4 separate regions of the Mus musculus genome follow, and all the other regions are linked to region 2. Evidence: chromatin loops called from intact Hi-C (ENCODE). Cell type or tissue: gastrocnemius. All regions are shown on one strand. Links, peaks and the distances in the headings refer to the core of each region. The heading gives the core; the rest is flanking DNA. Region 1 overlaps Pecam1 (platelet/endothelial cell adhesion molecule 1). Region 2 has its middle 8.4 kb from the start of Milr1. Region 3 overlaps Tex2 (testis expressed gene 2). Region 4 has its middle 35 kb from the start of Tex2.

The links. A loop is a pair of places that touch in the nucleus more often than their neighbours do. Peaks named below come from ENCODE experiments on the same cell type or tissue, not always from the same donor. Only the 100,000 strongest peaks of a DNase experiment are listed, where the experiment ranks them.
Region 1: a loop joins it to region 2, with 4 times the contacts of the local background. A loop is called at or near these places in 17 of 42 quality-filtered maps.
Region 3: a loop joins it to region 2, with 2.3 times the contacts of the local background. A loop is called at or near these places in 16 of 42 quality-filtered maps.
Region 4: it touches region 2 in a loop (9-fold over the local background); 40 of 42 quality-filtered maps call a loop at or near these places.

What each region holds. Positions count from the first base shown.
Region 1 is chr11:106,676,121-106,683,402 of GRCm38, reverse strand. Pecam1 (platelet/endothelial cell adhesion molecule 1) reads left to right here. Exons shown (of 16, transcript NM_001305157.1): 11 at 450-523; 12 at 2,318-2,371; 13 at 3,792-3,854. Among named protein-coding and RNA genes, the nearest start is that of Pecam1, 36 kb to the left of the region's middle. In gastrocnemius, for the core only: CTCF peaks have their summits at 3,399 (motif pointing left) and 5,185; a DNase peak (open chromatin) is centred at 5,208; H3K4me3 peaks cover 800 bases; H3K27ac peaks cover 3,359 bases.
Region 2 is chr11:106,739,229-106,746,510 of GRCm38, reverse strand. No RefSeq gene overlaps it. Among named protein-coding and RNA genes, the nearest start is that of Milr1, 8.4 kb to the left of the region's middle. In gastrocnemius, for the core only: CTCF peaks have their summits at 1,361 (motif pointing left) and 3,834 (motif pointing right); a DNase peak (open chromatin) is centred at 5,091.
Region 3 is chr11:106,508,885-106,516,166 of GRCm38, reverse strand. It overlaps Tex2 (testis expressed gene 2), which reads left to right. Exons shown (of 12, transcript NM_198292.3): 9 at 2,455-2,580; 10 at 4,056-4,265. It also overlaps the pseudogene Gm17925. Among named protein-coding and RNA genes, the nearest start is that of Gm22711, 11 kb to the right of the region's middle. In gastrocnemius, for the core only: a CTCF peak has its summit at 2,808 (motif pointing left); a DNase peak (open chromatin) is centred at 2,800; H3K27ac peaks cover 1,267 bases.
Region 4 is chr11:106,644,473-106,651,754 of GRCm38, reverse strand. No RefSeq gene overlaps it. Among named protein-coding and RNA genes, the nearest start is that of Tex2, 35 kb to the right of the region's middle. In gastrocnemius, for the core only: a CTCF peak has its summit at 3,270 (motif pointing left); a DNase peak (open chromatin) is centred at 3,258; H3K4me3 peaks cover 320 bases; H3K27ac peaks cover 905 bases.

The DNA.
Region 1 (7,282 bases), core at 889-5,888, 63 kb after region 2:
CTTAGAATAATAGAGTTGACCTTTTTAAAAGAAATGTTTTTTACCAAGCTGGAGAGATGGCTCAATCTCTGCTGGTACCATGCACTATAAATGTGCATGCGTGCGCACACACGCACACACCTCTAAAATTTAAAAAAAAAAAAAGTCTTTGCATCCTTTTGCCAAGGCTAGCCTTAAATTCATGATCCTCTTGCCTTTACCTCCCAAGGGCTGGATTACCCAAGGGCATGTGGTACCACGACTAGCTTTTTGTGTCTTGCTGTGTAGCCCTGGCTAGTCTCAGAGTCACAGCCATTCTCCTGCCTCAACCTCCCCAGAGCTGTGATTACAAGTGTACAATTGTCATATTTCTTCTTGCTTTCTCGTGGTCTTTCTTTGATGGTTTTGTTGGTTTGGGGGAAGAATATCAATACATAATTTTCTCTTTTCTTCTTCATTTACATGTGAAGGCCAGCTGCTCCACTTCTGAACTCCAACAGCGAGAAGATTTCTGAGCCTAGTGTGGAAGCCAACAGCCATTACGGTAAATCCAAGTCTTCCTTTAATTACAAAAGTTTTTCCCAACTCAATGTATAAGGTAGGATTGGAGTAGAAGGGAAACCCCAGCTTCAGGCAGTGGTACCGTTACCGTATATAACAAACCATGAGAAGATTAGTGATACACAGCAAACAGAAAGGAAAGGCAGGACCTTTTCTGCTTTCCCCATCTCTGCTTCATTTCTTTGGGATGAAAAATGGAGACTGACCCTACTGCTTGTTGCCTCCATAGACTGAAATAATTAGGCAGTACATGGGAGACAGAAACCAGATTTTTTTTTTTTTTTTTTTTTTTTGAGACAGTGTTTTTCTGTGTAGCCCTGGCTGTCCTGGAACTCACTCGGTAGACCAGGCTGACCTCGAACTCACAGAGATCCGCCTCCCTCTGCCTCCCAAGTGCTGGGATTAAAGGCGTGTGCCACCACTGCCTGGCTTGAGAAGTCACTCTGGTGCAGGCCTCAGAGGAGAGAGGCTGCCCAGTGAGTCTCAGGACCCTTGGGTCTGTGAGAAAGTCACTCAGAGGCAGGTGTGGTGGCTCACTCTGAACATCTCAGCACTCTGTAGGGAGGAAGGAGCAGATGCAGATGGACATATTGGAGTCCATCTTGGTCTACATAGTGAGTTCCAAGCCCAGTTGGGGCTCCATATCAAAACCTTGTCTCAAAACAAGCAATAAAAACAAACAAGTAATTTGAATAATAGCACTGATTAGCACAAACACACTTTGGAAAACCATGTGTTCCTGAAGAATAGTATAATACCTTATATATAAGAATATCCTAAGGAAAACAACATGCTAAGATGTTTGTTTGTTTGTTTGCTTGCTTTATAGTGCTTGGGATTGAGCCAAAGCCTTCACACATTCTGGGCAAGGGCATTACCACCAAGCAAGCCTCACACTTCATTTTGTGTATGTGCACTGGTGTGATAATCCAGAGACACTGTTATTTCTTTAAGTCGTATTCTCATCAACTTACTTCCCTAACCAGACAATGTTAGCTAACCATCAGCTTTCATATTTATTTTTAGTCACTGGCCCTTTCTAGAAAGGAGCTTCATTTTTAATTAGTTCTTACATCAAACCATTCTGAATTCCAAATAACTCTCAAACGAAAGTGCCCCTCTGCAGCCATACTTTCTATCCAGGCAGTGGAGGGAGGGCCCACTGCATGCAGGAAAAGCTCACACCGCAGAGACAAAGGAGGAGACCCAGGGCCAGAGGCGAAGGTGCTTGTCACCTGGAGAGGTCAGACTTGACTTTCTTAGCAGTACTGGAGGTTTTAGAAGTACTGGGGAGATGGTGAAGTGTTTGCTGTTGCTGTGTGGATGTGAGGCCTTGGGTTTGGTTCCCTAGCACCTATATATAAGCCACATGTGACAGCAAGCACCTGTAACCCCAGTACAGGGGAGGTGGATGGAAGTGACCACACCCCATGGGCTCCATCATGAGCTAGTCCTGCTGAATCAGCAAGCTCCAGGTTCACAGAGACGCTGCCTCAAAAAATAAGGCGGAGGGAGAGTGATAGAGCTTCCTCTATCATGTGATGTCACACGAGCACACGCACACTTGTGCACACACACATATGCATGGGGGAGAGCACACACTCACACACATGCACTCACACTCACATCAATGGGTAAGGGCACACACACATACATGAGTGAGAACGAACACACACACACACACACACACACACACACACACACACACACACACAGTTACGGTTACAGGAAACTGATATCTATTGTCACTCATCCTGACTGTTAATTTTTCAACCAGGTTATGATGATGTTTCTGGAAATGATGCAGTAAAACCCATAAATCAAAATAAAGGTAATTATTTAAAAATTGTAGTAGAAACTTTTACATTAAAAAAAAAAAAATCACGGGCAGCTAGCTGTGTGCTGTGTGCTTTAATCCCAGCACTCCGAGGAGAGAGGCAGGCGGGTCTCTGGAATCAAAGCCAGCCTGGCGGACATAGAGAGTTCTAGAGCTACACAGTAATTAGTAAGACTCTGTCTTTAAAAATAAACAAATAAATAAATAATCACAGAGAAAAGGAAACGTAAACTCTGAGCTGTCTGGATAATTTCCACCCGTCTTAGAGGCTCTGTCTATATGAGCCTAATGGTAAAGTGTAGGTGGCCGGGTTTTTTTCTCCAAAGATGTTAGCCAGTGTTCTGAATGGTGATGCCTCCTAACCTAAGTAGAAGCAAGCTGTCATACCTAAAAACAACAACAACAACAACAACAACAAAAACAAAACAAAAAACAAAGAAAGAAACAAAAAACCTTTCTGGCTCTCCAAGTGCTGTAGGAAGGTGTTTCTCTTGGGTGGCTGAGGTGGAGAGTTTAAAGAAATTTTTTAAAGACAACTAACAATAGACAGTTTACTTCTGCCTAAGGCTTGTTGGCTTAAATCGCCTCTTCAAGATATTTTCTATTCTGTGCCGCTCTCTTGAGAACTGAAACTCCCAACCTGCTCCGTGAAGTCTCTTTGGCTACACCATCTGTTTTAGCTGCCAGCAGAACAAAACAAAACAACAACCAAAAAAAAACCTCTAATTCTGTGGGTCTTAAAACAGCGCAGGTTTTACGTAGTCACATCTGTAATCACAGCACTCAGGAGGCTGAGGCAGGAAGACAAGGTATTCAAGGCTAGCCTTGACTGTGTAGCAAGTCCGGGCTGCCCTGGAATTCATGTGGCCCTGTCTGAAGAAACAGTAATAAGGGCTGGAGAGATAGCTCGCTGTTAAACACTGGCTGCTCTGTCAGAGAACCCAGCTTCCGTTCCCGTACAGTGAATGGCTCACAATCACCTGTAAGGCTAGTCCCTGAGGATCTGACACCCTCTCCTGGTCTCCTGGGGTACTAGACACAACGAACAGCAGCAGCAATAGCCAGAGTTGAAAGCAAAAATAATTTCCTGGGTGCCTCCCCAGAGCCTGGAGATTTTGTTACCCAGAATGCCTCATTTTCTTTAAACACTTAGAGACTGGTAAGCTTGGTCCTACAGCATTCAAATCCATTTCCATGGCCTTGAGACTGGACAGGCCTTGACTGCTGGAGCCCATCTTGGGCTGCTGTCCACACCTATTGAAAATCCTCCCACACTCTACAAGTCAGAGAGGCTATGTACAGTGTCTGCTGCCCGAACCAATGTAGGGCTGACCGGAATAAAGGTTTCTAGTGTGGTTTGATGCCTCCAGAGGAGGTGCTATCTAAACTCACAGCGCTGTGATTCTTTTAACAGACCCCCAGAACATGGATGTAGAATACACAGAAGTGGAAGTGTCCTCCCTTGAGCCTCACCAAGGTAAGCAGCCCTCGCCAAGTGAGCCGAGCCCACATTAGGCTCTGGGCTTAGATGTAGATACCACATGAGATGCTGTGTACAGTCAGAATTGTCTCTTGGAATGGACATGGTCTTCTGTAGACCTACTAGGTGTGCCTAAGTCTGGAGCTATAAAACTGTGATTGTACTCTGCTTACTCACTGCGGGCCAGGCAGGGACTAAGAGCTGAGCACTCTTCTCTGGAAGAGTCTATGGGAGACTATAGTTTCCTATCCCCCGCCAAGTGTTCAGGCTTTCTTTCAGAGGCCAGCCCCTGCTCAGATGCACCTAGAAAAGTTGTCTGTGTGGACCAAACGTGTGTCAATCAAATGCATGCATAAAATGGAGAATATGGGGCTGGAGAGATGGCTCCATGGCTAAGAGCACAGACTGTTTGTTCTCCCAGAGAAACTGAGTTTGGTTCCCAGCATCTGTATCGGGTGGCTCACGACCACCTGTAACTCCAGCTCCAGGGGAATCCAGCGTCCTCTTCTGGTATCTGCAGACATGGCACTCACATTTGCACAGAGCCCCTACCACCGCTACCACACACAACAGATGGTGATGATGGTGGTAGTGGTGGTAGTGGTGGTAGTGGTGGTGATGGTGATGATGAGGGTGTGGACGATGTATATGTTACTTTGTTGCTGTGACTAAATGCCTGACAAGACCAATTTAAGGGAGGAGAGGTTTGTTTGCTTTGCTATTGGAAGCAATACAGTTCTTCACAGCACAGAAAGTATGATAACTCAGACAGGTTTTTAGATACTGTGTCCAGGGAAAGCAATGAATTCTGGGTCTCAGCTACATCTGTCCTCTTTATGCAACTTGGGACCACAGCCCATGACAAGTGTCAACCACATTTAGGATGGCTCTTTTCACCTCCATTAGCCCAATTTAGACCATACACAGAGAGAGGGGGGGGGCACCACGCGTGCAATTCTAAATCCAGTCAAATTGGAGATTACCCATCACAGAGGCCTTTCCTCCTTAGGGGGACGTTTGGGGAAATAGAGTCCTTTCCGTGTGACATGAGATCTGTGCCTTAGCTTTTTTTGTTAGGTGTGTGTGGTTCACTCAAGGGCAAGCTGCCCATAAGTCCATATCTGATTCAGTGCTGGGAGACAGACGCACAGTAGGTGGGTTACAGCAGATCTCAGCCGTTCTGAGCACCAGAAACAATACCCATCTCCCAACCCTTCTCCATCTTGGCCCACCCTTGGGCTGCTGTGTGCTTCAAAGGAAGCAGCCATCCCAAGCCTTCCGGCCCTTGGGAAGCTCCCTAGGACTGCTGCCATCTGTCTGCCTTTGCGTTGTGCTGGGTTCTCAGCCAAGCAACCCTGGGCAGTTTTCCAGGCTGGGCCTGCCAATCATTAGCTGGAGCCACTTGGTGATGGTGTCCTGAAGCCACCTCTTGCTCGATGATTTAGGACCAGTTCTGGAGTTTCTCTTCCATCTCTTACTTACCGAGCGTGGTTCCAAGTGCCCTGTCAGCAGTTATAGATGTGAAACTTTCCAATCAGTAGACATGTCCTGTGCAACACCACTGACACATCCCTGTGATCTCCGGTCAGAGCTGCCTCCAGAGGTGTGGACTGGAGACTTTAATGTGCTTTGCTGTATGGGCATGGGTGGTGTCCTGACTGGACCTGAGGGGTGGGGCACGTGGAAGGCCTGATGCTCTTGTCTTTTTTTTTTTTTTTTTTATTTTGGAGTGAAGTGTTTGACTCATTTTGGTAGCTGATAGTGACAGTGACATAAAGATGCCAGCCACTGTGTGAGACACAAAGGCAAGGGTGTTCCCTCCCTGGTGTGCGTGTAGTCTAAGTGGGAGCTGGGAAAACTAAAGAATAGATGGTATCAGGTGATTTTAAGTGCTGTGGATGGGTAGAGTGGGCTGCAGTAAGGGGATGCTTTCTCTCACCTTCGCTGAGCCATGCAAGAGGGCCTCCTTGAGAGCCGTTAATTAAGCAGGGGCTGAAGGTTGTAAGCAAGGCAGCTGCAAGGAAGACAGTTGATTAAGGGTGGGGCTGGTTAGAAAGACACAGGGAATGGAAAGGGTAGTTTTGGCAGGTCACAGCTAGCTAGCTCATTTAGTTTGGTCTGAAAGGGTTGCTGGGTGTGTGGTGCGTACCCACACTCAATCCCAAAGCATGGCTGTGTGACACAGGAGGACCAAGAGTTCAAGGCCATCCTGAGATACATGAGACCCTGTCTCAAAAGCATCAGAAAGGAGGCTCATGTGTCTGCAGAGACAGAAAGGATGGAGTTAGGAGGACAGGGTGATGCTGGAGCACATGGGGCCCCAAGGATTTCAGTCCTATTCTAAACGGATAAGGGAACATAAGGGAACATTTCTGGAGGCTTCAGGCTGGGCAATGGCTGGTTCTGAGCTCCTTCTTTAAAAAAAAATTCTTAGGGACTCTGGAGGAGTTCAGTGGATAGATAGGGAGGCCTTATCTTGTCAGTGTAAGGACTGGAGTGTGGGTCTCAAGAACCCACATAAATACTGAGTGAGTGTGATGGCCCTCCTGTAATTCCAGTATTCCTCAAAAAACAGACAGGGGCTTCCCAGGGCAAGCTGGCTAGCTAGACCAGCCATGTCCACATTCAGCCTCCATGAATATGGTGAAGAACTGTTGTTTGTATTGATACTAGATTTTTTTTTCCATACACTATATTCAGTTTTGTTTTGTTTTGGAGACAGGGTTTCTCTGTATAGCCCTGGCTGTCCTGGAATTCACTCTGTAGACCAGGCTGGCCTGGAACTCAGAAATCTGCCTGCCTCTGCCTCCCGAGTACTGGGATTAAAGGCGTGTGCCACCACCACCCGGCCATTCTCTCTCTCTCTCTCTCTCTCTCTCTCTCTCTCTCTCTTACTCTCTCTCTCTCTCTCTCTCATTAGAAAAAAAACAGGCATCCGTAAAAAATGAGGTAAAACACAATACAATAATGAACAAACCAGAATAGAGGAAATCAAAGAAAAGCTAAGGAATACACACACACACAGACACACAACCACACACACATACACGCAATCACACACACATGCATACATGCACACACAGAAGTCCCATAGAGTCACAAATCTGGGGAACTATTGAGAAAGATTCCCAGTCTTTCTCAGACCTCCATACATGTTAGTCCTCCCAAGACATACAACCACTGCACACATACCATACATACATACATACATACATACATACATACATACATACATATATACATACAAAAGCAAACTCAGGACCATCAAGGAAGTGGCCTGAAGAAGAACAAGACAGATGTGCTATCACTGTGCAAGAGATAGTGGGTGCCAGAAATGGATGGTGTCTAGGTGCACATCTGAGATCCATCACAGCTCGTGGCCAGGATTGGGGAGCCAGAGTCCCTATATTTCTTGCTGGAGTAGC
Region 2 (7,282 bases), core at 787-5,786:
CTTCTCCTTCTTCTTTTCCTATTATTCTTAGGTTTGGTCGTTTCATAGTGTCCCAAATTTCCTGCATGTTTTGTGTCACACACTTTAAAATTTTTGCATTTTCTTTGACCAAGGTATCAACTTCTTCTATGGTATCTTCTGCATCTGAGATTCTCTCTTTATCTCCTGTCTTCTGTTGCTGATGCTGTGTCTGTAGTTCCTGTTCTCTTCCCCAGGTTTTCCTCGTTTGCTTTCTTTGCTGCTTCTATCTCCATCTTCAGGTCCTGGACAGTTTCACTCATACCCTTCACTTATTTGATTGTGTTTTCCCTCGATTTCTTTTTTTTTTTTTTTTGGTTTTTCGAGACAGGGTTTCTGTGAATAGCCCTGGCTGTCCTGGAACTCATTCTGTAGACCAGGCTGGCCTGGAACTCAGAAATCCGCCTGTCTTTGCCTCCTGAGTGCTGGGATCAAAGGCGTGCGCCACCACGCCCGGCTCATGCTTCATTTTTATTAGGTATCCAGGGCTTGCTATAGCAGGATAGCTGGGCTCTGGTGCTGCCATATTGCCCTGGGTTTATTGATTGTGTTCTTATGCTATCCTTTAAGCTCCTGGTTTTCCCTGGTGTTGGCTGGAAGGTGGGGGGAGCCATGGAACAGGTAATGAGGTTAGGGGACCCGACTTTGCTGGCTATGCCTCAGGTGGACCCTATGGCAAGGGATTGGTGGAGCGATGTTCCCAGCTGGTAGTTCTGGGGGTCTCTGCAGTCCTTCACAGGGAAGCAGGATGCTCTTAGGGTCCCACAAGGCTCCTCTGAGCCCAGAGCCAGACAGTGGAGGTCAGGGGACCATGCTCTCAACTCACCTGTTCTGGCTATGCTCTAGACTGGGACTGAGAAGAGATTGGTAAGGTAGGGTTCCAAGCTGGTAGTTCTTGGGGCCCCCAGAGGCCAACACAGCCCATCAAATACTTTAAGGTTTTTTGTTTGTTTGTGTTTTTTGTTTTTGTGGGGTTTTTTTTTTTTGTTTTTGTTTTTGTTTTTTTTTGTTGTTGTTTTTGTTTTTGTTTTTCAAGACAGGGTTTCTCTGTATAGCCCTGGCTGTCCTGGAACTCACTTTGTAGACCAGGCTGGCCTGGAACTCAGAAATCCACCTGCCTCTGCCTCCTGAGTGCTGGGATTAAAGGCGTGCTCCACCACGCCCGGCTGGGTTTTTTTTTTTTTTATTAGAAAAAAAGAGATGTCTTTAATGTTTAAATGTAAAGGTGTTTAAATGGATAAAGGCACTGAGTGCTCTTCAAAAGGATCTAGATTCAATTTCTAGCACTCACATAACATCTGGAAACCATTCATAACTTCGAATCCAGGGACTCTCATGCCCTCTTCTGGTCTCCATAGGCTCTGCATGCATGTGACACCTAAACACACATGCAGGCAAAATACCATTACACATAAAATAAAAGTAAGTAAATCTTTTTTTAAAAAAGAAAAAAGCTTATCAGGAAAACACTTTAAGAGATGTGTGATTCACATCTCTAATATCATCGGAGGATGGAGATGTCACATCTGCAGAGTTCACAGCCAGCTGTTCCTGGGCAGCATAGTTTGCCAGGTATTCTTCAGAGTGTGATTTATTGAAGAGGTGACCAAGGCAGAGACTAGAAAGTCATACAAGTTTAGGCAGGACCTAAGCAAAGACAGGGATTTCAGCTGAGTTCCACACTGTCTGATGTCAGGGGCCCTGAGTTTGTGTTATACTGCAGCATAAGTGCTGGCTTTTATTCCTGTCCCACCCCTCAATCTTTAGTCATTGGTCGCAGGCTTTGGTGGGGATGTGTGTGGACTTCCCAGGTTCCTTAAGACAAGGTCACCTGTCCTCAACCCAACCTGAACCAAGTAGCCTCTGACAGCGTCAGATCCAACAACAAATTAGAGATCTAGACACCGGGGATGTAGCCAAATCAGCAAAGTGCTTGCTTAGCAGGTTTAAAGCTCCAAGTTTAATCTCTAACGCTGCATAAAACAGTCATGGGGTACATGCTTACAATCTCTGCACTCAGGAGATGGAGGCAGGGGAACCAGAGGTTCAAAATCATCCTTGGCTACACAGTGAGTATGAGCCAGCCTGTGCTATGTGAAGCACTGGAGAGTGTGTGTGGGAGAGGGAGAAGGAGAGGGAGAAGGAGAGGGAGAGGGAGAGGGAGAGGGAGAGGGAGAGGGAGAGGGAGAGGGAGAGGGAGAGGGAGAGAGAGAAACACACTTTTAAACCCAATACCTGGGAAGCAGGGTCAGGCAGGTCTCTGAGTTCAAGGTCAGCCAGGACTACACCGTGAAACTCTGCCTTGAAAAACAAAAGCAAAATAAACAAAACCCATAAAATCTATCTAATTAAAGCCACACAATTAACACCACAATCTAATTTTAGAATATTTGCATACTTTTTTTAAAGAAACCCGTGCTCAATGAGATATTTAAAAATCACTTTTTAAAAAGGGGGAGCCAGTTGTGGTATAAACACCTATTATTAACACCTTGACTGTGAATTTGAGGCCAGCCAGGACTACAGAGTGAGTATGAGATATGCCAACGGCACTGGCTGGGTTTGTGTCAAATTGACACAAGCTGGAGTTAGCACAGAGAAAGGAGCCTCCCTCGAGGAAATGCCTCCATGAGATCCAGCTGTAAGGCATTTTCCCAATTAGTGATCAAGGGGAGAGGGTTCATTGTGGGTGGTGCCATCCCTGGGCTGGTAGTCTTGGGTCCTATAAGAAAGCAAGCTGAGCAAGCCAGGGGAAGCAAGCCAGTAAGTAACATCCTTCCATGGCCTCGGCATCAGCTCCTGGTTCTTGACCTGCTTCAGTTCCAATTCTGACTTCCTTTGGTGATGAACAGCAGTGTGGAAGTGTAAGCGGAATAAACCCTTTCCTCCCCAATTTGCTTTTTGGTCATGATGTTTTGTGCAGGAATACAAACCCTGACTGAGACACCTACATTACATAGCAAAACCTCAGGCTCTACGAAGATGAGAGACCTGAGAGCTGCATCTCAGTTGGCAGAGCGCTTGCCTAGTATCTACCACTGTAAAAAGCTATGTGCACCAGTGCATACTAGGGTCGTAGTGTAGAGGCAAGGGGGTCAAGGACATCTTCAGTTACATCAGGAGTTTATGACCAGCCTGGGCTAGGCAAGATCATATCTCAAATAAATAAATAAATAAATAAATAAATAAATAAATAAATAATAGCCAGAGTGGTACCTCCCTGTGTCTTAGCTGTCACGAAATAGAGGCAGAAGGGTCAGGAGTTCAAGATCTGCTTCAGCTGTCTAACAAGTTTTGAGACTACCCTGAGTTTCATGAGACCCTGTCTAAAATAAAGTAAAATAATCACAACAACTTGCCTCACCCCAAGAAAGCCAAAATCCTGAAAAGAGAACTAAATGTGTCAGAGAGAGAGAGAGAGAGAGAGAGAGAGAGAGAGAGAGAGAGAAGTATTTAAGATAAGCTATGGTGTGTGTATATGTACACGGCTCTATGTGTGTGTGTGTGTGTGTGTGTGTGTGTGTGTGTGTGTGTGTGTGTGTGTGTGTGTGTGTGTGTGAGTGAGCCTGGGATTGAACCTAGTGCCTCATAACACACTAGATAAACACCCTAACCTTTAGTATTGCTGAGGCTGGTCTTGAACTCACAATATATCCAAGTCAGGACTTGAATTTTTTTTTTTGTTGTTCTTGTGCCTCAGCCTCCTAAAAAGCTCGAAACCCAGGTTAATGCTGTCACATCCTGCTAAACCACAGATTATAGCTGTAAATTTTTCAGATTTAGGGAGAGCTGTGTGTTCAATTTTTCTAATTTCCATTAGATGGCGCCATTGTCAAGTTTCTGTAATTTTTAAAGTTCTGGGATGGAAGGAACCTTTGCCTTTTATTGTCTTGTTTTGACTCTCTCTCTCTCTCTCTCTCTCTCTCTCTCTCTCTCTCCTTTTTTTTTCTGGAGTCACTTGGAAGGATGGGGGGTGGAAAGGATAAGCTAAAGCCATTTAGTCCTGGACTGAAAAGTACCCGGACTGTACGTGAAGACTGCCACATAGGACAGGTTCCTGATTGTCTCCGGTGGAAACGCTGTCAGCTACTCTTTTTTTTTTTTTTTTTTTTTTTTTGGTTTTCGAGACAGGGTTTCTCTGTGCAGCTCTGGCTGTCCTGGAACTCACTCTGTAGACCAGGCTGGCCTCAAACTCAGAGATCCACCTGCCTCTGCCTCCCCAGTGCTGGGATTAAAGGCGTGTACCACCACGCCCGCCAGGCTCTGTCAGCTACTCTTGAGCCATCTAGAATTTGGAGCAAGCGGAGGTCTTTGCTACCTCTTTGTTGGAGTTCTCTACGATCTTTATTTCATAAACCTCATTATTAGAAGATTTTTATCCAAAATGTCACTGGCATAGTGGTAGATGACTGTGAATCCAGCATTTGGGAACAGATATTGGAGGATCCAGAATACAAGACCAACCTAAGCTACATAGAAAGACTTTGGAGGTCTGGAGGCCTGAAGCTTGCTATGTAAGCCACACTGGCCTTGAACTCACACAGGTCCACTTGCCTCTGCGTACTGAGTGCTAGGATTAGGCCCTGCACCACCATGCCCAGCTATATCTCCTTCCTCCCTTCCTCCCTTTTTCCCTCTTTCTTTTCCTTCCTTCCTTCCTTCCTTCCTTCCCTCCCTTCTCTCTCTCTCTCTCTCTCTCTCTCTCTCCCTCTCCCTCTCCCTCTCCCTCTCCCTCTCCCTCTCCCTCTCTCTCTCTCTCTCTCTCTCTTTCTCTTTCTTTCTCTTCAAGATAGGGTTTCTCTGTGTAGCTTGGCTGTTTTGGAACTCTCTCTATAGACCAAACTTGTTAGAAGACAGCTCTTTTCCGGACAGATCACACCAGGCCAGCACAGTTCCACAAAAAGAAATTTTCTTTTTTTTGATGGGGGAGGGGGAAATGAGGAAGAGAAGAAAGGGGGAAAAAAGAGGAAAAGAAGGCAAGGGGTCAGGGCCTCTGTCTTGTATTTGGGCTGTGACATAAATGGCATGTAATGACGCACACAAATGAGGCACATGCCAGGAGGATGGGGCGGTTGCCATGGCAACAGCCGCACAAGGGCCATAGTCCCCTAAGGATGTAGTCATAGCTGGATTCGGAGGCTGACTGTAAAACCGCTTCTTCTTCTTCTCCTTCTCCTTCTCCTTCTCCTTCTCCTTCTCCTTCTCCTTCTCCTTCTCCTTCTCCTTCTCCTTCTCCTTCTCCTTCTCCTTCTCCTTCTCCTCCTCCTCCTCCTCCTCCTCCTCCTCCTCCTCCTCCTTCTTCTTCTTCTTTTCTTTTCTTTTTTAAGATTTATTTATTGCCGGGCGTGGTGGCACATGCCTTTAATCCCAGTACTCGGGAGGCAGAGGCAGGCGGATTTCTGAGTTCGAGGCCAGCCTGGTCTACAAAGTGAGTTCCAGGACAGCCAGGGCTATACAGAGAAACCCTGTCTCAAAAAACCAAAAAAAAAAAAAAAAAAGATTTATTTATTTATTGTAAGTACACTGTAGCCGTCTTCAGACACTCCAGAAGAGGGCATCAGATCTCAGTACAGATCGTTGTGCGCCACCATGTGGATACTAGAATTTGAACTCAGGACCTTCGGAAGAGCAGTCAGTGCTCTTAACTGCTGAGCCATCTCTCCAGCCCTGTAAAACCACTTCTAATGCTAACAAAGCTGTCCTCAAACTCAGGAGATCCACTTGCCTCTGCCTCCTGAATATTGGGGTTAAAGGCGTGAGTCACCATTACCTGACTTGTATTTTTCTTTTCTTTCTTTCTTTCTTTCTTTCTTTCTTTCTTTCTTTCTTTCTTTCTTTCTTTCTTCCTTCCTTCCTTCCTTCCTTCCTTCCTTCCTTCCTTCCTTTCTTTCTTTTTAAAGCTTGTGTCTTTGTTTTAATGTAGAGTGCCTGTAAGTGCACCCCATGCAAACTAGTGCCTTGGGGGCCAGTAGAGGGTGTTGGATGGCCTGGAATTGCAGGCGCTGCATGTAGGTGCTAGGAACCGATAGAAAGCTGCCAGTGCTCTTAACTACCCAGCCAGCTCTCCAGAGCTGATTGTCCTATTCTGGGGTGCCCTTACAAACATATTTCCTGTCCCCCGCCCTCCAGAACTGAAGGTTGAACCTAGAGCCTCAAGAACACCGGGCAAGTCCAGCACCACTACACCCCAATCCCCATTTCAATTTTGATTTGAAACAAGGTCTCAGTATATTACCTACGATTGCTTTGGACTCTGTAGCCCATCAGCCCCGGACTTGGGCTTTCCTGTGTCAGTCACTTGAGTAGCTTGGATCACATGCCTGTATCTACAGCCGTGGCTTAAAACTACATCTTGTTACCTGAAATTCAAGTTTAGGTGAGCATCCTCTATTATATTTTCTAAGACTCTGTATGTTGTAAATATATGCAGTTTGCAACTGTCACCCCAATTCAGTCTCAGAAACTTTCCGTCACCCCAGAAAAGTCCCTTCTTGTCCATTTGCCACCACTCCCAAAGTTTGTTTTGTTTTGTTTTTGTTTGTTTGCTTTGGTTTGTGGGGCTTTGGGAGATGTTTTGTTTTGTTTGTTTGTTTGTTTTGGAAACAGTGCTTCTCTGTGTGGCTCTGGCTGTCCTGGAACTCACTCTGTAGAGCAGGCTGGCCTCAAACTCACAGAGATCCACCTGCCTCTTTCTCCTGAGTGCTACCATGCCCAGCGGAAATATCTCTTCGTAAGTGTCGAGAACTGGCTGTTTCATAATTTAGTTAGTGTTAAATCATTTGCATGTGGAATTTGATTTCATTTTTAAGTAAGGCCAGTGGGGAAGCTGTCCTGGGTGGAGTTTGCCTGTTGGCCTCTGGGTTGCACGGGGGGGGGGGGGGGGGGGGGGGGGGGGTTATTTCAATCTCTTGGTGTTCCTTCCATAGATGTGGCCAGGCTGAGCCTGGTGGCCTAGAACTGAAGGTGGGATCTCTTCCACTTCCAGGCAGAACAGGCAGGAAGGGAGGGGTTGGCGGATATTCAGAAGGGCTGTGTGAGCCCACCATATGCCCATATGCTACTCTGAAAAATGTTGGTCCTTTGTTGTCTGCACAGTCTTAAAGGGCCATATATCCAAAGGAAATATTAGGGATAATGTGCCTAGGACTGTGCTCAGGGGCCAGAGCGTAACCAGCTGTGGGACACCTTTGCTAAAAACCCATTAAGAGTCAAAGCATAGCATAGCAGCCTGGTCTATACAGCAAGTTCCAGGACAGCCAAGACT
Region 3 (7,282 bases), core at 821-5,820, 230 kb after region 2:
GAAGCTCACAACCATTTGTAACTCCAGTTCCAAGGCCCTCTGTTGTCTTCTGGCCTCAGTAGGCACTGCACATGCATATAACACAGACCTGTGTCCAGGCAAAAAGAGAGAGCCAGACACACAGATAGGCTGACTGACTGCTGGAAGTTGCCAGAAGTGATAATGATTATTTGAACAAGAAATAAAACATTTGAGCCAGGCATGGTAGTTCATGCTGGCAATCCCAACTCTTGAGACCCTGAGGATGAGACTTAGCCGGAGTCTGAAGCCAGCATAGGCTACATAGTGAGTTCCAGGCCAGCCTGGACTACAAAGTGAGACCTCATCTCAAGAAAGAAATTTTTAAAAAGCCCAAGACAGACCATGATAAAATAATTTACTTTCTCTTGTGTCTGACTCTAGGCACATTTCTCAAGTGGTTTTTACCAGAGGCCGCGTAACTGGAATGAGCCTGTTTAGTGGCTCTCTGAGAGGATAGAACACTGAGTTGTGTTTAGAGCCAGTACTCACCTCCTACACATTTGTTCTGAGCACGTATACTGTGTCCCTAAAGTTCTTGTTGACGTCATAAGGTCGAGGGCATAACATGCACATTTAGTTGTAAAAACTGTGTCTGAGCCAAACATTAGTCACACAGTGGTCCTAGGTTCCACGAAACACGACTCCTATTTTGGATGATAGAAATGCATTTAGTCAAGATCGGACTCCACATCATCTGGTAGCCTAGGCAACAGTATCCGAATCACTCTCTTGAGGCTGCGGAGTGCAGCTTGGCCTCTGTCCTGCAGAGGATTCATTCATTCCGGGCCCTCAGAGCTCAGTGCAGAGCTCAGCTCACTGGTGGGGACATGAGGGTCCACGGCTCAGCAGATCTCACTGTGATCTCAGACGCTTTGTGCTGTGTATGGATGAGGGCCTGCCCCGTGCTAGGCTGTGTGTTAAGCCAGCTTCCACACCTGGCCGCATGAGGCTTGAAGGCTGGCAACACAGCTGTTTGGTGCAGATATGGGTCGGTTGTGTAATCTCTGACAGTTTACATTTCTGATTCTCCTTATCTTAAAAACCCAGTTCAGAGTTTTTTTGAGAATTGAATTTTCTGTATAGATTTGAAACCCAAGAGATCTGTGAGGGTGGCCTTCCCACAGGCTCTCCTAGGCAGTTCTGAACATAAAGGGCACATCACAGAAGCATTCTAAACTAACCTGGCCTGTTGGGGGAACAGGAAGCAGATATTTCAGATGAGGAGGGGCTTCTCAAAGGGACATCCCCTTCAACATTGAAGTCCAGCATGTGGGTGCAGCTCTGGCTCCATTTCAGAGTCGGGGTGAGCCGGATTTCTGTGTCCTGCCTGGGAGGACATCAGTGGGATCTTCTTACAGCCTGCTCTGGTTTCAGGGTGAGAGGCTCAGCCTGGCCCTCTCATGCATCGGCTGTGTGCTCTGCCCTTGACCCCCATTAATCAGGAGACAGTTACCCCAGTGGATTTCTAGTGGCTTAAGGAGGTGTTGAGAACCTGAGGGCAGTGGCAACAGGGAGGCTGGGCCTAAGCTGCACGGTCTTTTCTGAGTACTTTGCCCTGGTCAGCAGTACAAGGCTGTGTTTAGTGATCATTTTGTTGCTCAATAGTGTTCAGAGGCAGCTCTGTCCTTTGTCCCTGGCATGCCTAGCTAAGTCCCTGAGCTATAGAGATGGGGCCCGGGTAGTAATCTCGTAAGCAGGCAGACACCTTTGCTAGGTCAGGAAGCCTCCGGTGCACCTCGCACCTCAGAAGGAAACCTTGATCCCACAGCTCTGCTGGGGACCCTCTGGAACCCTAAAGAGTTTAATGAAGAGCAGTGATCTATAAAGGGGCTAGAAAGCCTGGCCTCTAAAAGTACCTAAGATCTATGTCAGGTGTTTTTTTTTTTTTGTTTTTTTTTTTTTTTTGAGTCCCTTGAGACTTGGCATCTTGTGGCTTTGGGCTTTCTCTGTGACCCCATCCCCAGGAGATGGAGCAGACATGGTGTAATGTATCTAATCTTACCAGTTCAGTCAAAACTAATCTGAGGGGCGATTAAGCCATAGACAAGAGACTTGCCTGCACCCCTCATCCTTAGTAAGGCTGTCACATCACCAGCATTAAGCTGCCATCATAACTGCCGCTAACTGTCCATTCTTCCATTTACCCCACCACCACCACCGCGACCTGGCTCCTACATTTTATGTGACTCCATCCCACTCTACCACCTGTCTCTCTGGTGCATGCTCAAAAGCAAACTGTTCTGAGCTCAAGTCCTCTGCAATCCTGTCAGGGGACTTGGTGCTAGAATTTACTGTGTAAGCAGCCAATCCAAGAACTCTTGGATTCTCTTAGTGACATTGACAACATATGACAGAGGTTTCTTCTTGACCCTCTGTGTGTGTGCGAGCGCATTTGCACATTCGTGCACTGCCGGTGACTTCCTTTCTATGCAGTTGCAGGCCCAGGGCATACTGTCTGGCTGACAGTGATGAAGAATCCTCCAGTGCTGGCTCCTCTGAGGAAGATGACCCACCAGAACCCACTGCTGGAGACAAACAGCCGCTCCCCGGGGCTGAAGGGTGAGTGGATGGGGCTTCTGGAGGCTCTGGTGGTCAAGGGAGCAGCCAGGAGTCAGCCTGTCTTTCCCTTCCCCTCTCAGCTTCTTCCTGCACACTGAGTAAAACACCCTAAAGGGAAGACTTTGGCTTTGCCTTGCAGTGTGAGTAAATATAAGAGGCTTTGAAGGAAAGGCTTGTCTCCAGAAGTGCTGCCAGGTCTTCAGAGAGTGCAGACTGCATACCACCTCCCCCTGGTGGTCCAGAGAGAAAGGAACCCTGCACATCACAGCCTCATCTGCTCGCTGTTGCTCTCTATGGAGCTCAGATGCTTGGGTTATTTCTTTTGTGACTTTTGAGACTGTGGATGACCTAGCTGCTCTTCTGGATCGTGAACTTCCTCTGGGGGCTCTCTGGGTCTGTTCCTTTGGCAATGTAATGGTCAGAGTATATCTCATGCCTTTCTGTAAAGACCTCTACATTATTTAAAAGGAAATAAAGAAACCTAAGGTTTACAGCACCAGGTAATTCAGAAACTTATAAGTGAATAGCAGTCTGCTCTCTTCGAAATTGTACAGAAGGTGAGAAGAGAGCACAGATGTGTGCCCAGCCCAGTTGGTACCTCTTAGAACTATGGTTTAGGGTTAGAGATGCTGTTGGTTGTAGCATGCTCATCCAGCATGTGCACGGCTCTGGGTTCAACCCCAGGATTCAGCACACACACATGTATTTCTGTGGATACTCTATCCATGATGTCTGAAACTCAGAGGATGTGAAGAAGCCAGCTGCCATGCTTCCTGTGTCTGTGATAGTGAGCAGGACCAGAGGCACGTGCTACTGTCCTTGGCTTGCTAGCATATCCACTTGATGTCGCTTTTCCCCTAAGTTCTAAACCTATAAAGGTTCCAAGGCCTTTGAGAGGCTCCAGGCGTTGGTGTGATAGTGCATTGAACTGTTGCTTTGCTGTCTGTCGGGTACAGCGTTAGCTCTGGGTGCTTTCTAGAAACAGAGCTTTCCCAGTAGGACGAGGACTCGTGCTGAGGCTCAGAGTGGCACAAAGGAGCCTTCTCCTGGGTGAGATGACTCTGTCCGGATGTCTGGGTATCCGCTGTCCGGTCAGAATGTTCTGTCTGACCGGTGTGTTCTCTAAAGTAGTTCTCAACCAAAAGGGATTCAGCCCCCACGGAGGGGGGGGGGGTTGAAGGATGGGGGGGGTGGGCACATGTTTGATTATCTCAAAAGGGAGAACACTCTTGCCATCTAATCCTTGGAAGCCAAGGACAGTCCTCCTCAAACAGAGTGCCCTGACCGCTGTGTGTGTCGTGTCGCAGTGGGAAAGCTATGTGGAGTCACAAGGTTCATGCCAGTGGATGGTATTCAGGGCCAGCGAGATGGCTTGACCAACATTTGCTGCCAAGCCTGACAGCCTGACTTTGATCCCTGGGAACCCTACTCCCCCAACACCCACACTAACACGGCTCTGCATTCTGTATTTGAAGGTACGTTGGAGGTCATCGAACAAGCAAGATTATGAGGTTTGTTGATAAGATCACCAAATCAAAATATTTCCAAAAAGCAACAGAGACAGAATTCATTAAAAAGAAGATCGAAGAAGTCTCTAATACACCACTGCTGCTAACTGTGGAAGTGCAAGAGTGTCGAGGGACCTTGGCGGTCAACATCCCCCCACCACCGACTGACCGGATATGGTGCGTATATTCCCTAAGTGATCCCTTTACCACGTGACTATAAAGTCCCAGTCTACTTAACCCTGGACAAGAGCATTTGCCCACTGTTTTTAGTAGACTCCTGTCAATCATTAATCATTGTGTTTTTGTCCATGACTGTCTCTTGTACTTTTTGTTTGTTTGTTTTTTTGGTTTTTTTGAGACAGGGTTTCTCTGTGTAGCCCTGGCTGTCCTGGAACTCACTTTGTAGACCAGGCTGGCCTCGAACTCAGAAATCCGCCTGTCTCTGTCTCCCAAGTGCTGGGATTAAAGGCGTGTGCCACCACCACCCAGCTCTCTTGTACATTTTTAAGGGTGATCTTCATATGTTAGGAAGAGTTAAGGTGAGTGTGAGGTTTGTGGGAGAGGCTGTTTCTGTCCTTGGTCCTCCTCTCTCTTAAGCTGACTCATCCACCATTAATACCAATCGCCCTTTGTAGTTAGCCCCGTCTCTGCCCAGCCTGGGTTGGAGCCACAGCACTGGTTCCGTCTTTCAAGGCCTTCCTGCTTGACAGATGACAGTCATACTTTTAGCAGGTCCAGGCAGGGAGGAGACGCTCCTGGGTGAGGTCTTGGTGTTGTGATAGGAGGCTCTCTAAGGAGGAGGCTCTGGGTGGAAGTACCATTGGGTGGTGCTGAAGATACAGCACCCCCCAGGGATCCTGACTGCTCGTCCAGAGATCCTGAGTTCAAGTCCTAGCAACCACATGGTGACTCACAACCATCTCTAATGGGATCTGATGCTGCCCTTTTGTGTATCTGAAGACAGCTACAGTGTACTCACATACATAAGATAAATTTTTTTTAAAAGTCCACATTTATATACTCCAGAAATAGACACTGCTAAATACCTTACTATACTAGGTTTAAAAGGTTATTCTAAAATAGTGAGTTGATACAACATTTTTTCTTAACTGCTGAGTTTTAAATAGAGTAAGAAACTTGCTTAACATGTTCAAGACCCTTTTTCTGTCCTTCACTCCTCAAAAACATAACCTAAGACACACTAGAAGCACGGCAGTCTGGCATTTTCCTGCGTTTCTATAGCACTGTCAGCAACAGATTACAGGTTTAGGTAGTTTGATAGCGCTCAGTGTCTTATCTAGACTTTTTAAAAACGTTAAATACTGAGTTTATTTCACATGTATATTTCTGTCTCCCCACCATCCCCATGTCTGCCCACCAGTGTGACTACATCCTATCATGACATTCCACTCATACTTACAGCCAAGGAAAGGATGGAGTGCCATCCTTGAAAACCAAACAGGAATTTTAGATAACACATTCTTGGCAATGGGAGCATGGACAGAATTTGTAGAATGCAGTAGGGAAAGCTTTTACTTTGCATTATGAAAGGTCAGGCATCTCGATATCAGCTGCTACAGAAGTGAAGTAAGGCGGGGCGGTGGTGGCTCACGCCTTTAATCCCAGCAGTCCGGAGGCAGAGGCAGGCAGATTTCTGAGTTCAAGGCCAGCCTGGTCTACAGAGTGAGTTCCAGGACAGCCAGGGCTACACAGAGAAACCCTGTCTCATAAAACAAACAAACAAACAAAAAAACAACAAAAAACAGAAGTGAAAACAACAAAAAGCAGAAGTGAAGTAAAATGAGATATTTCAAGCTGTTTAAACCACTTTTTTTTTTGGTTTTTCGAGACAGCGTTTCTCTGTATAGCTCTGGCTGTCCTGGAACTCACTCTGTAGACCAGGCTGGCCTCAAATTCAGAAATCTCCCTGCCTCTGCCTCCTGAGTGCTGGGATTAAAGTTGTGCACCACCACACCCGGCTTTTTTTTTTTTTTAATTTATTTATAAGGGTACACTGTAGCTGTCTACAGACACACCAGAAGGAGGGCATCAGATCCTGTTACAGATAGTTGTGAGCCACCACGTAGGTGCTGGGAACTGAACTCAAGACCTCTGGAAGAGCAGTCAGTGCTCTTAACTGCTGAGCCATCTCTCTAGCCGCCTTAAACCATTTTCTTATAGAGGTCTTCTCCACTGCCAGAAGTCTCCAGTACCCTCCTGGCTGGTCATTGGAAGCTATTCTTCACACGATTTATGAACTTGGCTCCACTGTTTGTTTTTTTTAAAGGAACCCCCTCCTCTTTTCTAGACTTGTTTACATTTTTGCCATAATATCTTCTACAGAACCAGGTCCTTTTCGTGTTTGGGAATTCTTTTCTGTCTTTTGAAGGATTCTTTGGATTCTTAATCTTGGTGTAGGTAGATTGGAGGTTTTCCATTTTGGCTTGTGTTTAGTGAGTTTTTTAGGAGAGTGTCTCATAGATTTCTTCCGTGGAGCTTTTTCTTCAGTTTCCTTATCATCTTCTTCATCATCATCATCTCTATCACTGTCATCATCTGCATCACATTTTACTTTTTTCTGTGGAACCTGGTTCCCGCCTCCAGGAGCAGAACACTTCGTGGGCACACAAAGAGCTTTACACCCTGCTCATCCTCATCTTCTGACTCTACATCTTGCTCTACACTGCTAGGTGCTGTCCACTAATGTGCATGGGTCCTGAGCCACACTTCCACCTTCAGACCACAGCTGGTGTACTTTCAAAGCCCTCAAGGGAACCGTGTTGTGCAGTCATTGCCAGTGTGACTTTGAATGAGGTGCCTTCATAACTCGTTGCTTCTGCGTGCTTTCATCTCTTGCCCTAGCCCCTCATGGATGGATTGTAATGATAACTGATTGTCCTAGTTAGGGTTTCATTGCTGTGAAGAGATACCATGACCACAGCAACTCTTATAAAGGAAAACTGTTCATTGGGGCTGGCTTACAGTTTCAGAGGTTTAGTCCATTTATGGCAGGAAACATGGCAGTGTGCAGGTAAGCATGGTACTGGGAGATCAGAAGGATCAGCAGAAGGAGACTTTGTTCCACACTGGGCAAAGCTTGAGCATAGGAGACCTCAAAGCCCATCCCCACAGTGACACATTTCCTTCAGCAAGACCACACCTCTTAATAGTGCTGTTCCCCATGGCCCAAGCAT
Region 4 (7,282 bases), core at 697-5,696, 95 kb after region 2:
AAAATGGAGGTGTGAGGGTTTCATGTCTGTGGGAGGGGGGGGGGTATCTTGATGGCCTTCACCATGTGGAAAGACCAAGCCTAAAAGTGGGCTGCACCATCCCTGAGTTTGCACCTCTGGACGGTAGACGCCTAGAGAAAGCCGGGTGACTGCCAGCCTGGCCTGCATTCATTTTCTCTGCTCTTGACCCATGGATGGATGGGACTAGCTATTGCAGTAAATCTCCAACCCCAATAAACCTGTGCAAAGAGCTCACAACTCAGTTGTAATATTTATAAGCTGCAGGTCTAGATTGGGCAGATTTACCACTACACTGCTCTATTCCCCAGCTGTGAGCCAACTATAAGCTACTACAGCCTACAGCTGTGAGTTGAGATAAATCTCTATCCCCAGTGCTGCTTTTTGTCAGGTATTTTTAAATTTTAAAAAATATTTATGTCGGGCATGGTGGCGCACACCTTTAATGTCAGGCAGGCGGATTTCTGAGTTCGAGGCCAGCCTGGTCTACAAAGTGAGTTCCAGGATAGCCAGGGCTATACAGAGAAACCCTGTCTTGAAAAAACAAAAAAAAAAAAAAAATATATATATATATATATATATATATATATATATATATATATATATATATATATAGTGTTTAGACTGCCTGTGTATGTGTGTACCATGTGTGCCTGGTTCCCAAGCAGGTCAGAAGAGGGCATCGGATCTCCTCAAACTGGAGTTGTGAGATGCCATGTGTGTATGCTTAGAATTGAACCTGGGTCCTCTGCTGAGAAAAAGTGCTCTTAACCGCTGAGCCCTCTGTCAGAGTGCTTTCTCAGAGCAACAGGAATGAAACTAAGATACCCTGTGTGGTGCCAGAAGCCTGTATGTAATTCTAGTACTGGGGAAAGTAGAGGCCAGAGGTCAGAAATCCAAGGTCAGCCTTGGCTACTTGGCCAGCCTGGGCTAAATGAGAGCCCCAATTCAAAACCAAAACAAACAACAACAAAAAGTGTGTCCTGTACCAAGACAAGTTTATTTTGCAGGAGGGTTCTTGGTGAGGTTACTTTTAGAAATTGACCAAAGGGCAAGTTCTTTTTATTTTATTATTTTTAAGTTATATTCTGTGTGTGTGTGTACTGTGTGTGTGTGTGAGATATAGGTTGAGAATGAGGGTGCACACATGTGTTCGTGCACATCTGGAGGTCAGAGAACAACCTTGGACACTGGTTCTCTTTTGCCCCTTTGACCTGGGTCCCAGGGAATGAACTCAGGTTGCCAGGCAAGCATCTTTACCTACTGAGCCGTCTCACTAACCTTCAACTTGGTCTTCTAAAACTTTTATCGTCTTTATTTAAGTGCTTTCACGTGTCTCAGTTTATGCCACGTGTTGTATGAATGCCCTTGGAGGCCAGCGGAAGGCATCAGATCACTTGGAAACGGAGTTAAAGCCAATTGTGTATTGCTCAGTGTGGGTGCTGGGAACTGAACTCGGTTCCCCAGAAATAGCAGCAAGTGTTCATCGCAGCCGAGACATCTCACCAGCCCACAACATTCTCTTCAGAACTAACTTAGGGGCCCATGAGAACTGCCTTAACTCAGTACCCACTAGGATCCAAACAGCTCCCACTAGGCCCTACCTTGTCATCACCTTATCACCTCGCATCTAACACACAAGGACTTGAATCACTCAAACCAAATCTACCTTAGCAAAGGCTGAGGCCACTGAATACCAGGTAAACGCCAGCACCAGGCTCCTTACAGCCCGGAGATTACCAAACTGCTAGAGTCAATGCCAGATTAAAAAAAAAAAAAAAAAAAAAGAACATGGGGCGGGGTGAGGGTTGGGGGGAGAGGGGGCAGGCTGCAGTTGGGACAAGGAAAAACAGAGTGGTAGAGGCCACTTTAAAACATAACCATCATGATTTTTACTTATCAAAAAGCCACCAGGAGCTGGCCTTGGTGACATATACCGGTCATCCCAGTACATAGAAGGCAGCCAAGGGCTACACAGGGAGACTTCTAAAATACAGTAGTAAAAATAACAGCAATAGGACTGGAAAGATGGCTCAGCAGTTAAGAGTACTATCTGCTCTTCCGAAGGTCCTGAGTTCAAATCCCAGCAACCACATGGTGGCTCACAACCATCTGTACAGCTACAGAGTACTCATATACATTAAATAAATAAATAAATAAATAAATAAATAAATCTTTAAAAAATAAATAATAACATAATAACAACAACTAAGGAATGAAGAAGACTTTTTTTTTTTTTTTTTTTTTGGTTTTCAAGGCAGGGTTTCTCTGTATAGCTCTGGCTGTCCTGGAACTCACTCTGTAGACCAGGCTGGCCTCAAACCCAGAAATCCACCTGCCTCTGCCTCCCAAGTGCTGGGATTAAAGGAATGTGCCACCACTGCCCGGCGAAGAAGACATTTTTTAATGTCTTTTTAACAGACAACTGTTCTCTCTGCTCTTCAGTGAAGAACAATTTCCTGGTGCCAAAAATAGGAAAGGTGAATTTGCTGAGTAGACAGCAAACTCTATCTGGGATACAATAAGTAGATGATATGATATGGGAGAAGATGGCCCAGGCTATGGGGGAAAGGCTTGATCTGGGAAGTGTGTGTAGGGAACTACGGAGCATCTCTCATTCGGTAAGAATTAACTGGGAGCCTCCTTAAGCTGAGTTTTGAAGCAGGGAGAGGTGGAACACGCCTATAACCCCAGCACTGCGGAGGTTGAAGCAGGATTGTTGCAAGATACAGCGCAGTCGAGGCTGCAATGTGAGTGGAAAGACAGGAGGGAAGTCTGGGACTGGAGGGATTGGTCTCTGCCCGAGGGCTCAATACTACTGTTCTTGCAGAAGACCCAGCTAATGACAAACGTCCCTTGGTACAGGAACAGGGAGACTAAAGGGACAGAGCGAGCAGGACAGCAAAGATGAGACCACCTTTATTGCTGAACCAGATAAACAGTGAGGTTGCCTTATTGTACACAGATCCATTTCTTCAAATGCCTTCTTGAAATGTCTTCTCCAAAAGCCTTCTTCACACTCCTGTCACCCGAAGGGTAGGTTAGAAATGACGAATCTCGGGGCACACCCTGTATCTACCAAACACCTTGTGACCTGTGTCTCCCAAAGCCAAACCTGGGTGACTCACTAGAAGCCCTGCTGGAAAAGACGCCGCGTGTCTTTACAAATCCACAGAGCCTTCTAGCATATTTCAAGCGGTTTCGGATCCCCACAGGTTTTCAACAGCTTTTGCGGCTCATGGGCGGCAGAGATCGCCACCTGGTGGCCGAGTGTGTTAATAACATTTATTACCTTCCTAGGTCTTAATCCTCAAGAATTGGACTATCATATTAAAAGTAATTACAGTTTTAGCACAATTGTCTTGGACGTTTTTTTTTAAAAGATGGAGCCCACAGTGTTGATCTCCTCCTGCTTGACTTCAGGCAAGACAGGACCAGTTGCCTCATGTTCCAGCCACGGTACCTTCCTTGGTGTGAAAGTTGATACCCTTAAGCTATGAACAAAAGCCACCCCATCCATGAGGGGCATTTGTCAGGGATCTCTTCACAACAATGTGACATAATTGATGCCCGTGACAGAGAAGACCGGGCAGACCAAGGAAGTGTTCTATGTCAAAAGAGACTGAAGAAAGCCAAGAATGTTGAGTGTTGGCACTTAGAATTTCAGCACCAGGGGGTCTGGGACAGGGGGATGATGAGTTTGAGGTTGGCCTGTGTTACCAGTATATAAATAGATAGATAGGTAGATAGATAGATAGATAACTGAAACTATTGAGACTACATGCGTATCTGCACCACAAAACCCTAAATTGGATCCCAGACTTAAAAACAAAAATGTGGGTAAGAAGGCAAATCTGGCAAACACCCTGACAAGCTTCATGAACCAGCAGTCTGAGTTCAGTTCCCAGGACCCATGTGTAAGAGGCAGAAGAATTGAATCCAAAATCAAATACTTGATACTAAGGGAGACAAAGTCAAAAAGAAGGAGGAGGAGGAGGAAGAGGAGGGGGAGAGGAAGAGGAGGAGGAAAGGGAGGAGGAGAAAGAGGAGGAGAAGGAAGAGGATGAGGAAGAAGAGGAGGGGGAAGAGGAAGAAGAGGAAGAGGAAGAAGAGGAGGAGAAGAAGAAGGAAGAGGAGGAGGAAGAGAAGGAAGAAGAGGAGGAGAAGAAGAAGGAAAAGGAGGAGGAGGAGAAGGAAGAAGAGGAAGAGGAGAAGGAGGAGGAGGAAGAAGAGGAGGAAGAGAAGGAGGAGGAGGAGGAGGAGGAGGAGGAGGAGGAGGAGGAGGAGGCCAGCTTTGGTGGCACAGGCCTTTACTAGTACTCAGGAGGCTTAGACGTGAGGACCTTGAGTTCCAGGACAACTTGAACCATTTAGTGAGTGCGCTCCTTCCTCAGAATAAAGAGAAAAGAGAAGGCTGAGTCAGAGTGGTGGTGTACACCTTTAATCCCAGCACTCGGGAGACAAAGGCAAGTTCATCTCTGAGTTCCAGGCCAACCTAGTTTACGGAGTGAGGATTACACAGAGAAACCCTGCTTTGAAAAACCAGGGGCGAGGGCGGGAGTGGAAGAGTGGGGCTGAGGCTATAGGTAGAGCCTAGCATGTGGGAGGGCCTGTATAACCATATTTTTTATTCTTCTGTAGTAATGATTGTCTCATGTAGCTGTCCAGCAGCCACGGAGAACTGGGTACCGGAAAGGGGGGCTGGAAATGAAAAAGGACAGGCAGGCAAGAGAAGGATGAAGCCAAGACAAAGGTCTTCCGATCAAGACTCAAAGTTCAATATTCAGCTCTGTGTTTATATAGGGAAAAACCCACAGACCCATCCTTTGTTTCAGCTGGATTATGTTGTAAAGTAAGCTGCTCAAGGATGGGGGAAGGGCACAGTCTTCAGAGGCTTACCGCCTCAGTCTGCTAACCCAGGCCTAGTCCTGGAAGCTGCTAGCCTCCATAGAATCTAATCTAGGCCTAGAACGTTTTCGGCCTTTTAGACTTACTGCTGAACAAGCGTACCCTTTCTTGTTCTGATATCTGATTGGCTGGTTCACCTCAGCTGTCGTAGCTCAAACTCTCTAGACTCTTCCAGGTGCCTTTAGGTGTTTCCATTTCCCCAATAATGGAGCTGACCTGCCAGCAGTTTCTTTTAGTTTTTCGAGACAGGGTTTCTCTGTGTAGCCCTGGCTGTCCTGGAACTCACTCTGTAGACCAGGCTGGCCTCGAACTCAGAAATCCGCCTGCCTCTGCCTCCCAGGTGCTGGAATTAAAGGCGTGCGCCACCACGGCCTGGTTCCTGCCAGCAGTTTCTTGACTGCTCCCCCTCACATACAAGTGTCTGTAAAGAAATGGAGCTCCCTGAAGTTCAGACTTCCTAATTTCTCTTATTCTTGTGGAGGCCTGCTCCTTTTAACATAACTGTAGCCATTTTGTATCTCCATTCTGCTCAAAAGGTGAAATCAAGTTCTGACAGAAGCCATCTAGGAAAGGCTATGGCAAGCCAGTGAGTTTCCTGGAGATGGCCCACTGGTTTGCATGGTTTCAATGGGGAGACGGCTCAGCGCCAGAGACTTCGTCCCAGGATCACTTCTCACTGCTGATGTGCCTTTCCTGCCACTATTACTTAGCCCAATGGTTCCTGGGCATCAGTTAACCTTATTGGGCAAATTTCCTGCAGATCAACATGAAGATGGACTTTCATGAATTGATGCTGTTTAGATGAATTAATGACTTCATAGAATTCAAATAATTTTAGGAAGAAAGTTTAAGGAGATGATTTTAGTCGTTTTGTCAGAAAGATGGAATAGAATTACAATCAAGAATAGAATGTGGCTGGGCAGTGGTGACACACACCTTTAATCCCAGTACTTGGGATGCAGAGGCAGGCAGATTTCTGAGTTCAAGGCCAGCATGGTTTATAGAGTGAGTTCCAGGATAGCCAGGGCTATACAGAGAAACCCTGTCAAAAAAAAAAAAAAAAAAAAAAAAAAAAAGAATAGAATGTGTCCACTCTTCATAGAACAGTAAGTAAAGGCTGCATAATAAGGAACACAATGAGCTGTCATGACTCACACTGAGAAGAGAAACAGGCTTGGGACAGAATTGTGATCAAGGAAAAACATTCATTCTAGGTCAGGTCCAAGGATGAAGCCACAGATGTGCACCATGATAAAGTGAGGCTATGTGAAACTGTTGCTTTGAACTTATAATGAGCTTATAGAATGAAACATTGCTTTGCAGGGCCAACCAGTGAGGTTGACTGAAGCAAGTAGAGGTCCTAAAAATTCAATTCCCAACAACCACATGAAGGCTCACAACCTCAGCTACAGTGTATACATAAAATCTTTTTTAAAAAAAGAAACATTGCTTTGAACTTATTATCAACATTCTTCTGTAATTCCCCTTTTGTGTAGCATTTTATCTGTTAGGTAATTTTATAAAAAAAACTTTTGTCTAAGAAGGTATAAATTGCCAGAATGAAAAAAACAAAGTGTGGCTTTTGGGGCTCTGCACCATCCACTGAATGTATATATGTATATATCTATATTCAGTATATATCTGTCCATATGTACATACACATAGACACATATGTTCATAGGTATAAGTGTAGGCTTAGATTTTTCTTCTCTTTTTTTTTCTTTAAAGATTTATTTTATTTATATGAATACACTGTAGTTGTCTTCAGACGCACCAGAAGAGGGCATGGGATCCTATTATAGATGGTGTGAGCCACCATGTGGTTGCTGGGAACTGAACTCAGGTCCACTGATCCATCTCTCCAGCCCCCAAAGAAACACTTTTTGGTTTTTTGAGACAGGGTTTCTCTGTATAGCCCTGGCTGTCCTTGAACTCACTTTGTAGACCAGGCTGGTCTCGAACTCAAAAAATCCGCATGCCTCTGCCTCCTGAGTGCTGGGATTAAAGGCATGCGGCCAACACACCTGGTTCGCTTAGATTTTTCAAAACCTACTTTAATAAGAGCTCCTTTTTATTTTTATTATTATTATTTTTAAGATTTATTTATTTATTATATGTAAGCTGTACTCCAGAAGAGGACATCAGATTTCGTTACAGATGGTTGTCAGCTACCATGTGGTTGCTGGGATTTGAACTCGGGACCTTCGGAAGAGCAGTTGGCGCTCTTAACCACTGAGCCATCTCGCCAGCCCCTATTTTTATTATTTTTAAAGGTTTATTTATTTATTATATGTAAGTACACTGTAGCTGTCTTCAGACACACCACAAGAGGGCATCCAATCTTATTACAGATGGT